4 separate regions of the Mus musculus genome follow, and regions 1, 2 and 4 are each linked to region 3. A link is a loop called in an ENCODE intact Hi-C map of the cell type or tissue named here. Cell type or tissue: left cerebral cortex. All regions are shown on one strand.

Evidence for each region. Hi-C counts contacts between places; a loop is a spot of excess contacts. Peaks named below come from ENCODE experiments on the same cell type or tissue, not always from the same donor. Only the 100,000 strongest peaks of a DNase experiment are listed, where the experiment ranks them.
Region 1: a loop joins it to region 3, with 2.7 times the contacts of the local background. A loop is called at or near these places in 2 of 42 quality-filtered maps.
Region 2: it touches region 3 in a loop (4-fold over the local background); 4 of 42 quality-filtered maps call a loop at or near these places.
Region 4: a loop joins it to region 3, with 2.9 times the contacts of the local background. A loop is called at or near these places in 4 of 42 quality-filtered maps.

The regions. Positions count from the first base shown.
Region 1 is chr1:163,054,471-163,059,470 of GRCm38, reverse strand. It overlaps Mroh9 (maestro heat-like repeat family member 9), which reads left to right. Exons shown (of 22, transcript NM_030071.1): 11 at 1,298-1,452; 12 at 2,547-2,712; 13 at 3,772-3,917. It overlaps Gm22671 (a small nucleolar RNA gene), which reads left to right and starts at 4,520; the gene lies at 4,520-4,653. In left cerebral cortex, a CTCF peak has its summit at 1,882 (motif pointing right); a DNase peak (open chromatin) is centred at 1,939.
Region 2 is chr1:163,921,334-163,926,333 of GRCm38, reverse strand. No RefSeq gene overlaps it. Among named protein-coding and RNA genes, the nearest start is that of Scyl3, 5.9 kb to the left of the region's middle. In left cerebral cortex, no CTCF peak of the experiment used is centred here; a DNase peak (open chromatin) is centred at 2,036; H3K27ac peaks cover 985 bases.
Region 3 is chr1:162,738,391-162,743,390 of GRCm38, reverse strand. Prrc2c (proline-rich coiled-coil 2C) reads left to right here and starts at 2,835. Exons shown (of 35, transcript NM_001081290.1): 1 at 2,835-3,066. In left cerebral cortex, CTCF peaks have their summits at 2,704 and 3,978; DNase peaks (open chromatin) are centred at 2,314, 2,817, 3,354 and 3,857; H3K4me3 peaks cover 2,765 bases; H3K27ac peaks cover 1,837 bases.
Region 4 is chr1:163,068,463-163,073,462 of GRCm38, reverse strand. It overlaps Mroh9 (maestro heat-like repeat family member 9), which reads left to right. Exons shown (of 22, transcript NM_030071.1): 7 at 1,441-1,545. Among named protein-coding and RNA genes, the nearest start is that of Mroh9, 15 kb to the left of the region's middle. In left cerebral cortex, a CTCF peak has its summit at 2,762 (motif pointing right); a DNase peak (open chromatin) is centred at 2,762.

The DNA.
Region 1 (5,000 bases), 320 kb before region 3:
CCATGTAAAAGCATGGCGCAGTGGAGTGTGTCTGTAACTCTAGTACTGGTGGACTGAGGCGGATGGATTCTTGGGGCTCCTTGGCTTAGCCCAAAGAGCAAACTTTAGGCTCAAACACATCCTAAATCGAACACATAAGGTAAAGAAATGGTGTTTATGACATCAATCTCTGGCTTCCACATTCATCTACACAGGCAAACACACACACACACACACACACACACACACACACACACACACACACACACACACACACAGAGTTGCATTGGAGAGCTGAGTTTCTAACATGACATTTGGGAGACATACTTAGACCATAATGCCTTTTTTTTTTCTTTCCTTCTGTTTCATTTTTCCAGCTGAGTGGTTTGATCTCTCTCATATTCAGCTTCTTTTCCCATTGAGCTTCTCAAACATCATCCTATACACCCAGAACACTGTAAACATTACATTTAACTGGGGCCACAAAAACCATGCAAGCCTCACCTATTACAAGGATTTTCTGTGCTCCGTGCTACTGTTGGGGCTCGAATTACAAAATTCAGCCTGAAAGACTAACAACTTCAAGCTGACAAATCCAAGCTAAATTTAGACAAGAGTGAGAGGACCTTCTGGCTAAGAGTCCCCACCCAGATCCTTGGGTCAGAGACCCATATCACAGTCTTGATGGTGATAGACATACAGGACTCACAGTTCCCTCTCCTGACACAACTGTGCACACAAGAGAAGAGAGGCAAAGGGAAGCCATTCAGACACAGAAAGCAGGCAGGGCGAAGTTTACCTCGTAGAGAGTTCTCATTGCTGCTATGGGCAAGAGCATTCATGCCACAGGCCGAACATAACTTGAGGGGAAATGGGAGGTTCATGGTCATCTCCTTAACCAACACAATAGGAAAGAGCCCCCCAGAGAGCCTCCTAGGAGACGTCATAGCATATCACTGGAGGCAGGAACAGGGGTCAAACAGAAAACTGGAGATGGGAAACTACCTTCTACTACAACAAATCAGTAACCGATCAGAAACTGATCCAAAATGGAACTCAGCAACTTATCACCTCAACCAGGTTACCCTTGTAGAGCTTTTTGTCCAGATCTCCTGCTCTTACATGACTTTATTCCTGACCATTAATAAGTATTTCATTGCATTCATGTAAGTATACTTTCTGTTACTGCTTTTTGGTATGCTAATTGCTATATTGGTCATTCCAGTAAAGGCTGAATTCCTGTAACAGAGAAATGGCCCCTTTTAAAAGTGCACAAGGAACTTGACATCTCTGTTGATGGAGGAAATTCTTCTTCCAGGTGTCTAAAATTGTGGAAGACATTTATGAGCAGCTCTGTGGGAATCCTTCCCCCATGATGAAGAGTGTCATGCTGCACGTTATCAGCGTGTTAACACGTGCTTCCCCGAAGAAGGTCATCTTTCAGCTCATGGAGTTCCCAGTCCCTGCAGACAAGTAAGGCCTCCCCCAGGCTGTCCCGCTGCACATACTGGTCCACAAACGGCCCACAAACTCCTCAGTCATGTGGCCCAAGCTTGGTCCTCTTGTCTAGTCAGGCCCAATTTCTTTTTCTGAAAAGAAATTTATTTTTACATCATCTAGGTTGTCTGTACATGTTTTAAATATGATCATATGTTACATGTTACTTTGTGCAATGCTTAACACACAGTAGGACCTCAAGACTGTATTAATGCCACTATTGGGAGAAGGGGTTAAATTGTGATTGTTACAAATCTCACCCAAACTTTTTTTTCAAAAAGAGAATGTATTTTTTGTCCATTGTCAACTTTTTTTTTCTTGAGAAAACCCTCAAACATACAAGTTTTTCTTATTTATTTATGAATTTTGTTTTAATGTACAAGTGCTCTGTCTGCGTGTACACCTGCATGCCAGAAGAGGGCATCAGATCCCTTTATAGATGCTGGTGAGCCACCATGTTGCTGCAAATTGAATTCAGACCCTCTGGAAGAGCAGTCAGTGTTCTTAAGCACTGAGCCATCTCACCAGCCCGGGTTTTTCTTATTTATAAAGAGCAGACATAAGCTCCAAAATAAGGGCCAGAGAAATGGCTCAGTGGTTAAGTAAGTACTGCTCTTACAGAGAGCCAGAGTTAAATTCCCAGTACTCATATGTTGGGTGACTTACAACCAACTCTGGATCCAGGGAATTCAAGGCCCTCTTCTGCCTTTCATAGGCACCCACTTGCATGCATGCACACAAAAATAAAATTAATCTTTTTTTAAAATTACTGAAACCAACTGAGAATTTTCTATTCATTAATGCTTATCTGAAACTCATGCCCATCAATGGTCATCTGAAATTCATGACCTAGGACCACAAGAAATATTAAACAACAAAACCTTGTTACCCTGAGTCTATGAGTCACTTCAACTCTAACAGGTGCATTAGGAAAGATTAGAAAAATCATATGGTTCTATTTCTACAGCTCATATGCTGGCGGAGATCAAGGTTTCACCACCCTTCTGCTGTCTGTAACAAACTTAGAATTGCAAATGGTAAACATGATTCTAGACACCTTGTGTTTGCAGAACTCTGCTACTGCTGTGGCAAGCAGCAAGTATGGAGTCAAGTGTTGCATCTGAAGTGCTGAAGACAATCTTGTTGATACTAAAAGGAAAGCCTGGAGAAATAGAGGAAACACTGGGAGAAAAAAGACGTTTCTCCCTCGATGCCACCAACATGATGCCTGTGGCGGTAAGTGACACCATGAGCGTTTCTATTCTGTTGTCTTCCTGATCATGACACTATCAGCACAGATTAAGACCCTCCTCCTTGACCCAGCCCCTTCTGATCATGCATGCATGCATGCATGCATCGAATACATATTCATTAATCAGAGTATGCATTCTGTTAAGATATAGAGACGAAGAACAAATATGTACATTTGATATCATAGGAAATATATAGCTGTACATGTTGGGGAAAGAAGGTGACAGTGATAATTTAAGGTAAGTTGGACATGGCACTCCTCCATATTGAAAGGACTTAAAATCAGAATCCTGGGCTGATGCAGGAAAATACTTATATGCATCTTGGAAAGGCAGAGAGCAGAGCAAAATCCCGTCCTAATGGAAGTGTGACTTGTATAGCAAGAAGTCCAAGAATCAGAAGGAGCTACCCAATGGCAAAATTGTATGTGACTATAAAGAGATAGCCACCAGCTAAGTCTTCACTAGTCACATACGGAGTTGATATCACCTGTGTCCATCATGTTTCTCCCATGGACCAACATCATCAAGCCTGAGAGACAACTGAGAGAAATGTCGTGAAAAGGGATGCTGTTTTTTATTAATATGAGGTGTGTATGGATGTGTGTATGGATGATAGTGGGGATTATGGGGGTCACTACACAGGAGTCAAGAGATTCAGGGATGACTTGCTGCATCTCTTATTGACTGTATCACTTTCCTTGCTTTTTAACAAGCCTAACAAAGACTTTTCTTACTAGTAAGACTATTCCTCATGGCCACATAGGAAGTGAACCTTGGGCTATATGCCCTCATTGAGAACTGGGTTTCTTTCCACAAATCTGACAGCTGGAAGGGAACCATTCCCAGTGCCTTGGAATCTCATTACCAAGAAAGCTTGGCTCAGTTTCTGCTTTACAACAAATTTAGTGAGTGTGGTTGAGTGAATACACATGCATGCTGAAGGAGACTGGGAAGGCTTGCAGCCATTCTAGCCCTCTGTATGACTGACAATCATTGGAGGGAGACAATTGCCTACTTTAACTCCACTTTCCTTTCCTTCTAGGCATCTCAGGCCCTGTGCACATTTCTACCTGTGACTTCTTATGAGAAAGTGGTGGTCAAGTTATTCCCTGAGTTCCTGATGGCCCTCTTGCTTCAACTCTCCTACTGTAGTCATCATTTAAAAAATACGGCACGGAACAGACCTCTGTAAGAGAATGCGAGTTCTGATTCAGTGGGCGATAGGCATCCAGACACTCCCTTGGGTTTATATGGGACTAGCTATAAGCCAGTGGGAGATTCTGTTCTGATTTATTTCTGTCTTCTCTCCTTGAAGGGTAGTGTGTCTTCAGAAGAGTAATCCTCCTGAGGCTATGAGTGTTCACTAGTCTCTCCCCTTCATATGTGAACCACATAGAAAAAGTGAATCACACAGAATACTGTTCATTCCCATTGCCCCTGTGGTCATATCAGTGACAAGCAGCAGCAGCTACATACAGTTAAGCTCTGCCATTCAGAGAATCCCTAATAGGAACCTCTCAGAGTTAGCGTAAATGCAAACAACAAGCAGTGTGTGCAAATAGTCACAGTAAACTGGAAGCTATCTCACAATTTGATATGGATATGACGTGGGGTGGGGGCAGTAGGACATCAGTCCTCTGTTTCACGTCAAGGTTCACAATTTCCTTTTGGACAAGAGAGTTTTCCTGCCTTGATAGGAAAGTCTCAGTATAATTGTCAGCAATTCACCATGTCTGGTATGAACATCTATGTTAAACAGAGCACAATCAGTCTCATTTAAAATATGTAATCCTGCCTCTAGAGGTGTCACGGGTGTGACTGATGTGTCTTCTGTGAGTCAGTAGGTGGCACAGAAGAGAGAGGCTGTGTCTATGCTCAATGTGTTCTGACCTGTGAATACCTGATAGCTTAGTTGCCTAACATTCTCTGAAAATAGGAAGCCCGAGACAACCAACAACATGTCTGTCCCTCATTGTGTGGGCCCAGTTCTCAGGTCAGAGAGCTAGCTGGAGGCTAGAAGAACTTTGTCTAAGACTGCAAGTACCAGGTGTGAGTGAGCCCAAGAGTGAGCCCTTGCCACCAGGGTAGGCCCAGGTGAGGAATGAGCCTGAAATGCCATGGGCCCCAGACAGCTATCCTGAGATGACCACCAGTCTGTCACTGCACAGACCTGTTGGGTTTGGGAGCTTGTAAAGACATGGGGAAGGAGGGAGGTAAAGATGAGGGGTTAGGCACATGATGTGAGATTCGCAAAGAACCTATAAAAAGTTG
Region 2 (5,000 bases), 1.2 Mb before region 3:
TAAAAGATTAAACATTTCCTTTGTCACCCAGTTGGCCCCAGATATTAGAAAAAATTATAAAGGTTTTTTCCTTTTTCTTTTCTTTTTTAAAAGTATTAGCAGGTTCCAGTTGCTGTAGGTTGGTCAAAGTGTTTTTAACAATAGAGAACCGATTGTGACAGGACCTTTTGCATGACCTGAAAGCCACTGTCACCTTCTCTTATGATGAGATGTAGTTAGACTTACAAATACCCAGCAAAAATTGTATGTCTCGTGCTCTGTCAGAAGAAACCAACCCCAGCCCCACGCCAGGACCAAGCTCATATAGTTGTTCAACTAACGAGTTCAGCTACCTCTGTCCAGCATAAACAATACCCAGTGACCCTGGAAACAACAAGGGAAATTGCAGTCCATATTGTCTGGCTTGAAGAGACAGGCATCCCGGTACCCTGCCAGTCATTCTCCTGCCCGTGCAGAAATCTGGGGTCTCAGAATCTCACGATTTTAGAGAGACAGTTGTACACTGAAAGATGCATCCCTCAACCTCCCACTGTCAGAGATGAGTCAACCCATCTTTGCTTTTAAGTGGATAGACCCACTTAAAAGGTTACAGTGGGCAATATACCTGCACTAGGTTGCCCCAGGATTTAAAGACACTAAGTACAGACTTCCTGCTCTTCTACCAGAGGTTTCCTGGGAAATGAATTATAAAAGGGACTGCCGTAAGAGTTACAGATCGTTGGTTACAAAATGTTGGCTAAGAAAGCCTAGCTTTATAGAAGATCCCACCAGCCAAGGGGAGGCAAGGAGCCTGTCTCAGAGTAGGTTTGAACTTCAGATCTCAGCTCCAAAGACTAAGAAAGAGGTTTGAGAGTTTGAGATTTGAGAGGTAGGTGCAGCAGGATATTGCTGCCTCTGGATGACAGAGTTTGTGAAAATAGCAAGGCCTCTATACACCTCTATACACCACCACAGTTGTGTGTGTGTGTGTGTGTGTGTTTTGAGGGGTATGGGATGAAGGGCACTGAACCCTTAATCCAGACTGAGATTAAACAAGACAAAAGGGGTTTTAACCTAAACTTTGGGGTCATGGCAACACCCTGTGATATACTTGCCAAAATGACTGGACCCTGTAGCCACAGGTTGTACCCACCTGTCTAAGAGCTGTGGCCGCTACTGCTAACTTAATAAAAGAAAGCAAAGACCTTAAGTATGGATCAAGATCTTATACTCATAGCACTCAGGACATCATTGAGGCCCTCCCCTGAAAAGTATCAGAATGCTGGATTTCTAATGACTGTGTGACCCAGTATCAGGTCCTGCTCCTGCCTCACCATTGAGTCAGGTTTGAGCAACCCACCACCATCAACCCTGCTACCCTCTTGGCTGATGGCAACCCACAGGTACTCATCTGCGATTGTCACGAGATAAAATATGAAATCAGGCACATGGGATTTGCAATAGTTAGTTTAGCCTAAATGATTTGGGCCCAAGCCGGGTATCTCAGGCCCAGAAAGCAGATGGTCTTTGGGGTCTCAGATGGGGAAAAGAAAACTCAACCACCATATACACGGACCATCAGAACTACTGGGTATGTGCATGGTATGGTCTATTTAGAGAAAGGGCTTTCCATTGCTGGAAAAAATATTAGAAATTCTTGGCTCTCCAAGAGGCTAATTGGCTTCTCCTACTAATTGCTGTCCTCCACTGCTGGGTTTTTAACCTGGCCGCCTGATCAAGGGCCCTGTGACTGGTGGGGCCTGTTGATGTTCTGGTGACATAACCATAATCTAGACTTCCAAGACTCCATGATAAACAAAAATTGGACAGTTCAAACCCACAGGTTGCTGGGCTCCCACACCAGAGGGAAAGACCATTCTCCTAGAAACATCCGGCGGGGCTGTGGTGACATTCTCCAGGCTACGCATGTGGGGTCCACAGACTTTCTGAGCGGCTCAGACTGAGGTATGGCTATCATAGGATGTCTCAGCCAGATGCCATCATTATGCTCAAGTGAATCCAAAATAGAGCGCGCTTATCCTGGAAGGTGTCCAAATGAGAGACCAACCCCCCCACACACTCTGGGAACACTGACTTTACCAACCTCCAGTCTGCTGGGAGAGGATACAAGCTTGTCTTTATAGATAGCTTTTCTGGGCAGAGAGAAGTGTTCTTCACGGAGACTGAAACTGCTCAAATAGTAGCTTAAAAATCTCCAGGAACTGGTCGCCTGATTTAGTGTTCCCCCAGTAATGGTGTCAAACAGTAACCTGGCTTTTGTAGCCAAAACCTCTCAACTAAAATAGGTAAGCTTTAGACACAGATTGAAAACTTCACTGTGCATATAGACCTCAGAGTTCTAGCCAGATTAAAAAAAACAAAAACAAAAACAGGACATTAAAAGAAACTCTAACAAAACTCTCATGAAAGTCCAACAAAAGATGGATAGGCCTCCTTCCTTTGCTTGGTCTTCAACCCACTGTGCCCTGTATAGGGAGGGATTTACCCGCTATGAGATGATGTTTCAAAGAGATTCCCCACTGCTTCCCAGGCTCAGAGACCAGCAATTGGCAAAACCATTCCTTTCTCAAGTCACTAGGGCAGTCCAGTCCTCCACAAAGGCTGCTTATCAGATTACCTGAGAGATCCAGTGGACCTCTGAGTCCACCACCAGTTTCCTCTTGTTCCAGTCCAGTGATACTGTCTGGGTCAGGCAGGTAGCTGAAGGGCCACCGAAACCACCTCGGGTAGGACTCTACATGGTGATTTCTCTGCTCCTACGGCTGTGAAGACAGCTGCCATCACGCCATGGGCCCACCTCACCCAGGTCAAGAAAGTGGAAGCCACAGATGCTGTTGCCAAATGAACTGTCTCCAGAGTATGGGTCCACTGGAATTAAAGTCTTACGGGGTCCCAGGCCCTCTGCCTCCTAAAACTTGTTTAGTGTGAATACTGGGTTATGGTCCAACCCCTACAGGCCTCAGGTTTGTACCTGCAAACTGAGGAGACAGGGAAGGTATTAGATAATAGGACTACAAATCAGCAACCCACAGTCCATCTTGACTGTTACTTGCTGGTGCCCATTTTTATGTCTGGTTGTAGTGGGAAAAAAAAAGAAAAGATAGGGAGGTTTATTTTTTGAGAGAATACAGAGTTTATATTTCTGTGCATTCCTGTGATGCTATCCCCTAATTGCCTGGAACGAGGGACTTTCCATTGCAAAAGTTGGGTTTGTAAAACTAAGGCTTCCTGAAATTTTTCTTTAAAAAGATTCTGGTGTTTGGGAAACAGGAAAACCCGGGGAAGTAGACTCTACGTCTTAGGGTTAGAGGGTCCCTGGGAACTGAGTTAATCATTCCTAGCCAAAAATCAGCCAGGAATGGTTATGCTTGGACACCCTGCCCCATACTACACAGGGATAAGAACTCACCAGACTGTCAACCTATTAACTGACAAAACTGTGTGGCTGAGGGCTGCCCAGATTGACATGAAAGGACTTATAAGAGACTAAACCTTGTCTACTATCCAAGACCTTCAACCTAGGCACTTCCCCTTATTCTGATGCCTGCTACTTAGCCTTATGGGTTAATTCATATAGATGATAATATTACTGGGCCTCTGAGGCTACATGTACTAATGGCTTGACTAAATATGCCTCTTCTGATTCCAAACTAAGGAGATAAGTTGATCAGGACATATAGGTAGTAAAAGTTTGTTTCTGAATTAAAATGATAAATTCCTTCATAGAAATGGTCCTACAAAACTGAGGGTGATTAGATTTTTCATGAGATAAGGGAAACTGTATGGCTTTGGGAAAATCCTGTTTTTCTTTTTTCTATGCTAATTGATTAGGGGTAATTAGAAAAAAAAAATCTTGTCATAGGTGGGGGAAATAATACCAGTCTTTGTTTTCTTGGTCCCCTGGCTAAGCACAGCAAGGCCCTACATCTTTTTTTTTTTTTTTGGTTTTTTGAGAAAGGGTTTCTCTGTATAGCCCTGGCTGTCCTGGAACTCACTTTGTAGACCAGGCTGGCCCTGAACTCAGAAATCCGCCTGCCTCTGCCTCCTAAGTGCTGGGATTAAAGGCGTGAGCCACCACTCCAGGCTCAAGGTCCTACATCTTAAACTAAAACAAGCTTAAGTTTTTATGATTTGATTCACTTGCTAACACCAGTGGGTAATGAGTTCTGAAGACAGTATTTCAGTATTTCATATGCTGATTTCGAGTTGTTCCTTATGGATGCTTAGTGCTTCATCTGGATGCACGTTACAGATGTGGTCTGAGGCCTGTGAGGCTGGAATCATGGCTCAGTGGTTAAGAGCACTTGCTGGTTTAGTACAGGACCAAGGTTCATTTCCCAGCACCTACATCAGGTAACTCACCTGTACCGCCAGGCCCAGGGGCTCTGATGGCCTCTTCTGGCCTCCAAGAGCAAGAACACACTTTGGATTTAGCACTTCCTCTTAGACCTCACCTTTCACTCAGTCAACCTGCCCACCCACATCCAACCAACTCAGATGGACAGTCACGCGTCTTAGGACTTCTGTTCCAGCTCTTCCTTCAGTCTGCCAACCTCCCAACGTTTGGTATTTATTTGGCTAACTCCCACGCCCTCCCCCTACACCTCTGTTCTGATTACTCTGCTCAAGAAGGCCTAAGCTGTCTGGTATGGCAGGCTTTCCTCTCTGCCAATCCCATTGCCAAAGCTTCTGAACCTGTTTCCTTTTGCATCGTTCTGCTGCCCCAGAGTGCTCACATGTTTTATAAAGTGTAAAAACTCTAGGGTTTCCTAATGTTCCTAGGATTTGGAAGCATTTTACCATAAACAGCATCTCATCATAACTGAAATGTTAACACCTTTTCGTAGTGCTATCGACTGTACTGATGGACCTTATGTGTGATGGCATCATAGATTGCTCAAGCACAGGATTCCTACCTATTATGATTCACGTTCATTTCTGGAGGCAGAGGTTAACTTTGGGGTTTTCATTCAAAAGAATGAAACAAATAAAAGCCAGGC
Region 3 (5,000 bases):
CTGTCAAGGAGAAACGAAGCCTGAATCAAAATCACAGCAGGATGTCCCTGCTATATTGGCAATCAATGTAGAAAACTGCAACCACTAGAAACTCAATATTTATTTCAACTTTTGAAACAAAACCATCCTCTTGTGGAACCAGATAAGTCAAGAAATGTCCTCGTATATAACACTTGTTCTGAACCTCTGCTCACCAAGCATCTTCTGACCCCTTTGGTTTCTTATAGTAAATGCTGTATCTAGCCAGGAGCGGATCCCGTGCCTTGAATCCCAGTATTCAGGAGGAAAAAATAGGTAGATAACTGGCTTATCCTGGGCAATGGTCCATGCCTTTAATCTTGGATCAAGATCAACCTGGTCTACCTGGTCTACTTAGTGAGTTTCAGGACAGCCAGAGCTACATAGTGAGACCATGTCGGGGGTGGGGGGGGGGGGTGTCTCTCACCAGCTCTGCAGTTTTGAGCATGGATGTATACAAGTCACAGTTTGTGATGGCTATTCTGGGTTATCAACTTGACTACTATCTGGAATTAACTAAAACCCACAAATGTGGAGGGGCTTGCCTGTGAGGATTTGTTTGTTTGCTTGCTTAATTTGAAGTGGCAAGATCCACTTCTTTCTTTTTTCTTTTTCGAGACAGGATTTTTCTGTGTAGCCCCAACTGTCCTGGAACTCACTCTGTAGACCAGGCTAGCCTGGAATTCAGAAATCCTCCTGCCTCTGCCTCCCAAGCGCTGGGATTAAAGGCGTGTGCCACCACTGCCCAGTGGAAGATCCACTTCTAAACTGTATCTTTGAGTTTAGAAAAAAAAGTTAGGAGTGCCGACTGTCCTGAGTTCAAATCCCAGCAACCACATGGTGGCTCACAACCATCCGTAATGAGATCTGATGCCCTCTTCTGGAGTGTCGGGAAGACAGCTACAGTGTACTTACATATAATAAATAAATAAATACATAAATACATAAATATTAGAAAACATACCTTTAATCAGGATCTTTTAAGGTGGGAAGACTCACCTCTAATCTGGGCTATGCCTTCAGCTGGAAGCCTATCCTATATATAAGGACATTGAAGAAGGTAGCTTTTGCTATTTGTCTTCTAGCTCTTTCCTCACTAACAAGAGTCCATTTCTTCACTGGTATTAAAGTCTTCTTTGGGATTCCAGTATGTACTGAAAACCAACTGAGAAATCTAGCCTTGTAGACTGAAAAACCTATTGAATTCTTGGACCTTCTGTTCATTGGCAGCCATTGTTGGATTAGCTATACCAGAGTCCATAAATCATTCTAACAAAATCTCTTTCTATATATACATAGAGATTCATTCTATAAATTCTGTTACTCTAGAGAACCCTAATGCACAACTCTTAGAAACTCATGAATTAATATTCTGTTTGTACATGTCAGTCTCATAACCAGGTAGATGTCAGCATATTTGATTGTTGGAGGGATCCTGCATTGCTCAAGAAAGATACTTCAAGTCCAGGATACAGAAGACTGGTTCTAATGGATTGTGGGAAAATAACCAAGGTGTTTTCTTGGTGAAAAGACAGGCCTCTCTCTGTCCTGTTCTATCAATCAGCAAATTATGTCTCATTTTGGAAGGTCTCTGAAGGGGCTAAGGGTTATAGTTCAGTTGGATTAGCACTTGCCTAACATGTTGAAGGCAAGCCCCAGATTCGAGCCCCAGAAATGCAAAGCAAACAAAATCTAAAACAAATGATCACAAATGTCAATTGGGGAAGAAGTTACTTGTGGTTACTGCGCTATTATTTTATGGTTGTTCTAACGTTGTGGTATCACCCCATGAATACATGCCAGTTGCAAGCGGAGGAGTTTACTCAGACCAGGACAAGAATCTTTGGATTTATTATACACTATAGATATCTCATAAAGTAGAGAAATATCACATACTCGTGGATTACCTTCTTTCCGTTGGGGAAAGGAAGACCAAACCTAGAGACTTGCATATATGTGACAAGATACTACGCGGCACTGAGGTACATGCTCAGCCCCCAGGTAGAATATTATCATTTTCCTTCCTCACTTCGGGTACTGCCTTGTCTCTACTATACACTTACCTAGTAAACATCTGCATGAATGACTCTTTTTTTTTTTTTTTTTTTTTTTTTGGCTTTCGAGACAGGGTTTCTCTGTATAGCCATGGCTGTCCTGGAACTCACTTTGTAGACCAGGCTGGCCTTGAACTCAGAAATCCACCTGCCTCTGCCTCCCAAGTGCTGGGATTAAAGGCGTACACCACCACGGCCCGGCCTGCATGAGTGACTCTTAACTGTTAGTTTTCTCTGTTAGGTAGTTGTTCCAAGAGGTAAACATTGCCAGAGGAGTCAGAAATAAACAGTGCCTTATTTTACACCAAAATTACAAATGCCGAAGGTGGCCTCAGCAAAGCACGCCAGTCGCTTTTGTCCCTAACACTTGGATTATTTTTTTCACTCCGAGGTAACTTCGGTCTTCTCAAATTGCCACCACACCATGGCCCCTCACTTTGCCCCCCCCCCCCCCCTAAGAACATTCGGTCAAAGCGCAGGTTGTAAACGTTTATGTTCCTCCATCAGTTGTTGTCAATGCACGGAGACAAACCAAGTCGTGATTCCTCACGGAGGGCTCAAGGTTTTTGGAATCTTCCCAGGTGGAAAAGCTTTGTCTCCGAAATGGCTCTGCTTGACGAACTCCCTCCTTCCAGTAGGAGGTAGCGTTGCCCTCCGCCGCAGTCGAGAAGCGGCGGAGGCTGTCACGTGACCCCGCAGCCTCAACCCCTCCACCCCCCCCGGGGCGGTCTTGCGGAGATTTGCCTTACGTACGCAACGTCATGACGTAGCACGTAGGGGCTGGCTAGCCGCCATCTTGCTTCTTTTTCTCGCTCGCTCTCACCCTCTCAGGAGGTAGCGAAAGTGCTTTGGCGGTTTGTACGGCGGTGGCTCGGGCTTTCGGGACCGAGCGGCCCTGCGGACGGTCTCTCGAGGCAATCTCCCCTCCCCTGACCCTGATCCGTCCGGGGCGAGCCCCTTGGAAGCGCGCAGACTTGGTTCTCAACCCTGGCGGGTAAGGAGAGCGAGGGCGTCCGGACCGTGAAGAGGCCCGATGGAGGAGGGAGGGAAGGCACGGGCGCTGGAGCCAGGCCTGGGGGCCCGCGGCGTCTCTCCCTGGGCTCCCGGCGTCGTGCTGTCCGCGGAGATCCGGAGCAGGGCTCGTCGCCCATGTGCGCGGCGTGTGCTGCGGCGGGGCGGCCCTGCGATGGCCGAGGGAGCCTCCGCCCGCGCGGGGCCTGCGCGCGCCGTTTTTCCACGGCGTGGAGGACGGTGCCCGTGGCGGCTCCGAGCGCTCTTAGTGCCTGCGGATGCTCCTGTGGTGATGGCTGGCGTTTGCAGCCAGCGGTGTGTAGTCCAGGGCGGTCGTAGAGGCTCTACCAGGACCCAGGACCAACGAACCCCACTTCCGCTGGGGACAAGCTGAACAACTTCTTGGAGGATTTGAGTAGTCTTTTCCTCCCTCTAGGCCGCTCCAGCCCGGCATTTGTGGGAATACGGCTCGGCTGCTGCCTGATTTTCAGAGAGAGCGTTTAGTATTACTGGTTGCTAGAGTAGAGACCCTAGTTAAGACCGAAGAAAAATAGCATGGGAGCCAGTGAGGACTCTTGCTTGATTTTGCATATAAGGACCGCTCTGATCTCTTTAAAGGGGATGTATATTTGTTTGAAGTGTGTTCAAGATCTTTGGGGTGGGGGGATCCAACTTGCCTAGTAATTCCTGACTCTTAAAACTACCCGGATTTCCGCATTGGCTGGTCTTCAACCTCGGTTCATAAATTCATACCCCAGCAGGATACTTAGAATTGTACAGTAGGCGGCCCTCCTGTTAGGGTTTCTCTTTGGGAATGCACCAGAAGAATCGGAAGATGCTTGCTTCATCGAGTGCTCAGGAGTCAATTCCCGCTAATAGACGTTACAGAGAGGGTGGTATGAAGCGGCCACCACGTCTGACCTCTAGCATTTTTTAAAAGTAGATTTAAGCTTCCATGTTGGTCATTAAGATGCTGCTTTGGCTGGAGCCATTTTTAGGTGTGTGTCACAGATGCACTGCAGCATCTTTTCTGGCTGGCTCCAAATGCATTGATTCTCCAAAAATTAGAAATAGATTGAGTTTGCATATAGAAAAGAAGTTTTTATATGATTTTTCTGGGATGAATTTGTCATAATAAGCTTTTGGGTTTTTTTGGGGGGGGTGTCTGTAGGTGTGTGTGAAGAACATAGAATGCTGGCTGATCTCTCATTACTTAACCTCTAACTGTATGCTCTCAAGACCTTTATATACATTATCCTTTTTGATCCTAGTCTTTGAGGAAGGAGCTCTTATACTTGGTTTACAGATGAGGACAAGATATTTGAGAGATCGAAGTAATTTGATCAAGGTCACAAATTTGTAGTGGTGCTGTAGTCAAAGCCATACTTTCTAAACCCAGAGGGGATGCTCTGAACTATCAAAGTGTTCATTTGGTCTTGTACATTTATAATTGTTGCTAAAATAAGGCACATTTTTAACTGGTACTTTTTCTTTAGCTTGCTTGGGTGTTTGAACATTGTTACATGTGAAGGTTAAAATGCTGCCAGATGTAAACGTAGTGTCTGTTTGGTGTCATAGGAAGACTAGGGGAAGACAGAAATGGGCTTGAGGCCAGCCTAGGCTGCGTAGTGAGAGCTTGTGAATGTTCAGTTTTGTTTTGTTTTTGAGAAGTGATTGTGAGCCCATCCCTTCATTATAAACTAAAGATGATATCAGTACCTCTCAGGCTTGCTGTAGAATTTAAGACTGAGTAATGCTCTTGTTACTGTGGTTAGTGCATAGTAAGTAAAAGGACAGCTAAAGATGAAGGGAAAGCAGGAGAGTCCTGGAAGAAGAAACTAGTGTTCAAGCAGTAAAATCTGTTCTCAGAATAGCCTAAGTCTTTGGATCCGTAAGTAGTTTCTTTTTCCTCTTCCA
Region 4 (5,000 bases), 330 kb before region 3:
AATTATACGAAGTCAGTTGGGAAAGTAGGTAATGAAGATGAGTGAATCTGCAGACGCGGGCTATGAATAGAAGTTTAGTAGCCATTGTGGGAGCCAGAAAATGAGCTACAGCAGAAGCCTAAATCTAAATCTTCTTATGAGCTGCTACTCTGACCTCAGACAGGACACAGGTAGAAAAATGTAAACAAAGGCCACATGGATAAAGTCTCAGAAAAGAGGAACCAGGTGCTGGAGTCTAACATAAAGGGTAATCTCCTTAGACATCTACTGAGACTTGGAGGAAATGTGCCCGTGTTTTAGAACTTCAGGAAAGGCAGAACTTGAATGTGAGATCCTCTTCTGGAAGAAGAAGTTAAGATGTCAGTAACTCTATCTTGTCTGTTTCCATCTTGGAACTAGGTTATCCAGAAGAAGCTTCTAAGTTGCAAAGTGTCCATTTCCCTACACTGCTTCTTTTGGTCAGTTATAGTAAAATGAGAGAAGGGAAACAAAATGTAAATGTCAAACTTTGAATTACTAGTGTTGTACAGTGCAAATATGTGGATAACTCTCACCCTGGACCTGAGAGGACAACAGCAAGTGCTTGAGATGAAATGCTAATGAACTGGAGATCAGTCTCGCTTACTCAGCAGATCAGTCTGCACATAAGAAAACCAGGTCCTGCCCATCAAGTGGACACTGGGAGAAGTGTCCTGAAGTCATCCTGTCCATCAAGTGGACAATGGGAGAAGTGTCCTGAAGTCATTTCACAGATTTTTGAGGCAAGCTAGGTCCTCAGAGACATGGTTTCTGGAGAGGTACTCAAAGGACCACAGTGTTAGCTCATCTGCAGCACGTGGACACTCTGCTGAGAACGCCAGCAATCCACACTTCTACTGTCCTGGCTGTGACTCAAGCAGGTCCAGGTGTAGCTCCCCCCATGACTTGGAAGGTGTAAGCTAGAAATCAGCAGTTTCCTCTATCATGGTGGCAGTTCTATGGGTACGCAGGCCTCACGGTGCTATCTCCAGAATATATAAAACAAGAGGCAGAATAATTCTTGGGTAAGTTGACATTTCTGAATCAGATACAATTTTAGTTCTCTCTTAAAGGCGAAATACAAATCCCATGCTTTTCAAAGTGAAAATATGAACTTAAACAAGAGGTAACATAACATCATCGTCTTATACAAAACATTTAATGATACCCAGAAGTTTATATTATAGTGAATATCAGTAACTGTTGAATGAATTTAATAAAACATAAATGTATAAGTATAACAGTAGAAGTTGTGCAGTCATTGAAAGGTTGGGGTTTGCTGCAATTTTAGATAAAATGAGATCAAGTATGGATTAATCAGTAGATAATGTTTCCTGCCTTGGTAAAGTTGGAAACTACATAGAGGAGCCTTTCAGAAGTGGAATTACTGTGGTTCTAAAACAGCTGCTGTGTTTCTAACAGGAAATGGCCACTTGGATGAGTGAGGACAGTCAGTACCAGCAAGAGCGAGCAATGATGGTTATCACCAGGGTATTAATCTTTGCATCCAAGAGGGTCAAGAAATATGTAAGTCACTGACTTCAGTAATGCTGCTGACTCAAGACTGTCTATCTAGAGAGCTGCCTGCCAGGTCTTAGATCTTGAGATTACTGAATCTGGCTTAGTACTAATGGACTGGGAGGTAGGGTTATATAAAAAGAGTCCACAGCCTCCATGGACATGAATCAATGAGAGCAGTGCTTTTTCCAGTGATTGACTGAACTGTATTCTATTTTACACACATCCAATGGGCATGTCAAAACACAGACTTTTACTGACTAAATAGACTCTCCTCTGCTAACCCAGTGTTATTTGTAATATCACAGATATTTCATTCTTACCTTATCTCCTGTCTTTTAAAATATTTTATATTTTGTTTTAAATGCATACAATTGTGAGGGCTCTCAGCAAATGCTATGGCTTACAGAGTAACAATCCTCATGGGGCAAAAAGACGACTCAGTGCACTCAACACGACTCAGTACCCAAGGTTGGTTCAAATTTCTGGAGTCTGACCCTGGGCAGTTTGTTGTAAGCATATTTAAGGCACACAATAATTTGGGAAAGAGGTTTCCTGTGCAATACGTAGGGATGCCTGGATAATCTGTACCGGGTTGCCCTCTGTGCATGAGAGGCACGACTACATTGAAACTCTTCTCAAAGTGTGTATCACTTCCTCCTGCTTTGAATACATCATTGCTCTCCTTCTCAGAAACCTTACACTGTAAACATTTCCCTCCCATGGATGCTTACATCAAGAGTTGCTTTTCCAATTAATCCTCCAAGTAACTTTCAAGTGTGCCCCACTAACCATTCATTGAATTACTTAAATGAGGCTTAACATTAAGAATAGTTCATCTCTAATATATTTTCTCTGCAACTCCTAATATCTGCCAATCACCCAGCAATTATTTGATGCCAACCACTTATCTGCTCTCTGTCTAATCATGCACTTCTCTCTGAATATGTTGGTATAGTTCACTAAGTCACACCCAGGGAGCAGGTCAGACATTTGGAGTTTTGTCTTACATGTCCAGTCCCTTTTCTCCTCTTACTGTAGCCTAGGACATGTTTCTTTGTCCACAGGACACTTCAGGTGTGAAAAACATAATCTCATACATTCAGGGGTGAATCCAAAGTCACACATTGTTAATTTCAACACGTTGAGAAAATCCACATAGTTCTATTTACCAACTAATAATACCTAGCTAGCACTGCAGTGGTTTGCAGTGGTTACTCAGGCCACAAGGTGGCAGACCATTAGCACTTTTCAGAGCTTTGCTAGCTCTGGAGCTGCTTATCTTGATCATGAGGGCATAAACTTCATTAAGTCAGCCTTGTTTTAAAAATAATATCACAGAAAAATGATTAAGTCAGTAAAAAAAAATAAATCATATTATATGTATATAACTACATGATCCAAACTACTGATAATAAATTAAATCTCAGGCTTCCTACAGGTCTGCTACGTCTATCTCAGTATCTAACACAAAGAATATTAGTTCTGCCCTCTGATTACATTTTAAGAAAACTACACAGATCCTTGTCTCCGTCATTCCGAGTTTCAGAAGCTCTTGGACTGTTAATGAACCTTCTCTGTTACTAAAATACTTTTTTAAATGGCGATTCCCCTCACATGATGATGTAGAGACTATCCTACACTCCACAAATAACTACTCATTCAATTAAATGGAGCATATTTCTGCATACAGAAACATGTCTTCCTAGATCAGCTAGGATTGTTATATTGTGCCATTGATAGAAACATTGCTCCTGTCTTTGCTCCTTTGGCACATTGAAAGGTGAATGCATTGCTACCACCCTCCTAAAAGAACAAAAAAGAGAGAGCAGAAGATAAGACACCAGTGTGCAAAATGGCCAATGAGAAGAACAGGTCCCCTTGGAGTTCAAATGGAGCAGAGACTGCTCAGGCAATGATCAGTCAGAAAAAAGTCAAAGAAAGAAATTGGGCTAGGTCTTGTGGATTTTTTATTTATTGATGTCTAACACATTGTCCCGTTCTGGATATTGTCCATGAACTACATAACAAATTTAATATTAGCAGTTTGAGACAACAGATATATTTATCCAGCAGTTTCTGTTATCAAGGGTCTGAGTATAAAAACTAGACACCCGTGGTTGGTAATGTTCTCATGGGATTGAAGCTCAGCTCTCAGCTTAAAGGCTGATTGAAGTTAAAGGGAACCCAAAGTTCAGCTCACTGAGTTTGTCCTTTGTGGGCCTCTGTCTCTCCTGATTCAGTCCTCTCTATAAAGCTACCATCATGGATTTTTATCTCTCTGGAGCCATAAGCTGGCATAAACTTCTCTTTCTTAAAAATGGGATGAGGGTTTTGAGTTCCTGCTGGCAAACTGCCCTCGTTTACCTTCCTTCTTGCCAGTGCCCTCACAAGATGGCAGTATGCTCTTTAGTCCACTGTGCGTATACACAGAAATACGGTAATTGATGAAGGGGTTTCCCTGCTGAACTTCTCAACGGCAGACTAAATAGAAAGTGATGAATGACCAATACACCAAAACCACCTATCTAGGCTAATAGCCCCTCATCTTAGTAGCAAGGAATATCTTACCAGCTCTGCAAGACAAAGGTTGATGAAACAGTTTATCCTTTAAAAAACTATTCACAGTGTAATAAAGGATATTCATGTCTTCACCAAAAAAATACATCTCCGTTTATCTCTCTACCTACTTCTGTAGTTGCATTGAGTCAAGTCAGATATGTTATTCAAGACAAAAGTCTAAATATTCAATTAAAACTTCAAGTCTCTGAAGAAAGAAATTAAAGAAGATCTCAGAAGATGGAAAGATCTCCCATGCTCATGGATTGGCAGGATCAACATTGTAAAAATGGCTATCTTGCCAAAAGCAATCTACAGATTCAATGCAATCCCCATCAAAATTCCAACTCAATTCTTCAACAAATTAGAAAGAGCAATTTGCAAATTCATCTGGAATAACAAAAAACCTAGTATAGCAAAAACTCTTCTCAAGGATAAAAGAACCTCTGGTGGAATCACCATGCCTGACCTAAAGCTTTACTACAGAGCAATTGTGATAAAAACTGCATGGTACTGGTATAGAGACAGACAAGTAGACCAATGGAATAGAATTGAAGACCCAGAAATGAACCCACACACCTATGGTCACTTGATCTTTGACAAGGGAGCTAAAACCATCCAGTGGAAGAAAGACAGCATTTTCAACAATTGGTGCTGGCACAACTAGTTGTTATCATGTAGAAGAATGCGAATCGATCCATACTTATCTCCTTGTACTAAGGTCAAATCTAAGTGGATGAAGGAACTTCACATAAAACCAGAGACACTGAAACTTATAGAGGAGAAAGTGGGGAAAAGCCTTGAAGATATGGGCACAGAGGAAAAATTCCTGAACAGAACAGCATGGCTTGTGCTGTAAGATCGAGAATTGACAAATGGGACCTAATGAAACTCCAAAGTTTCTG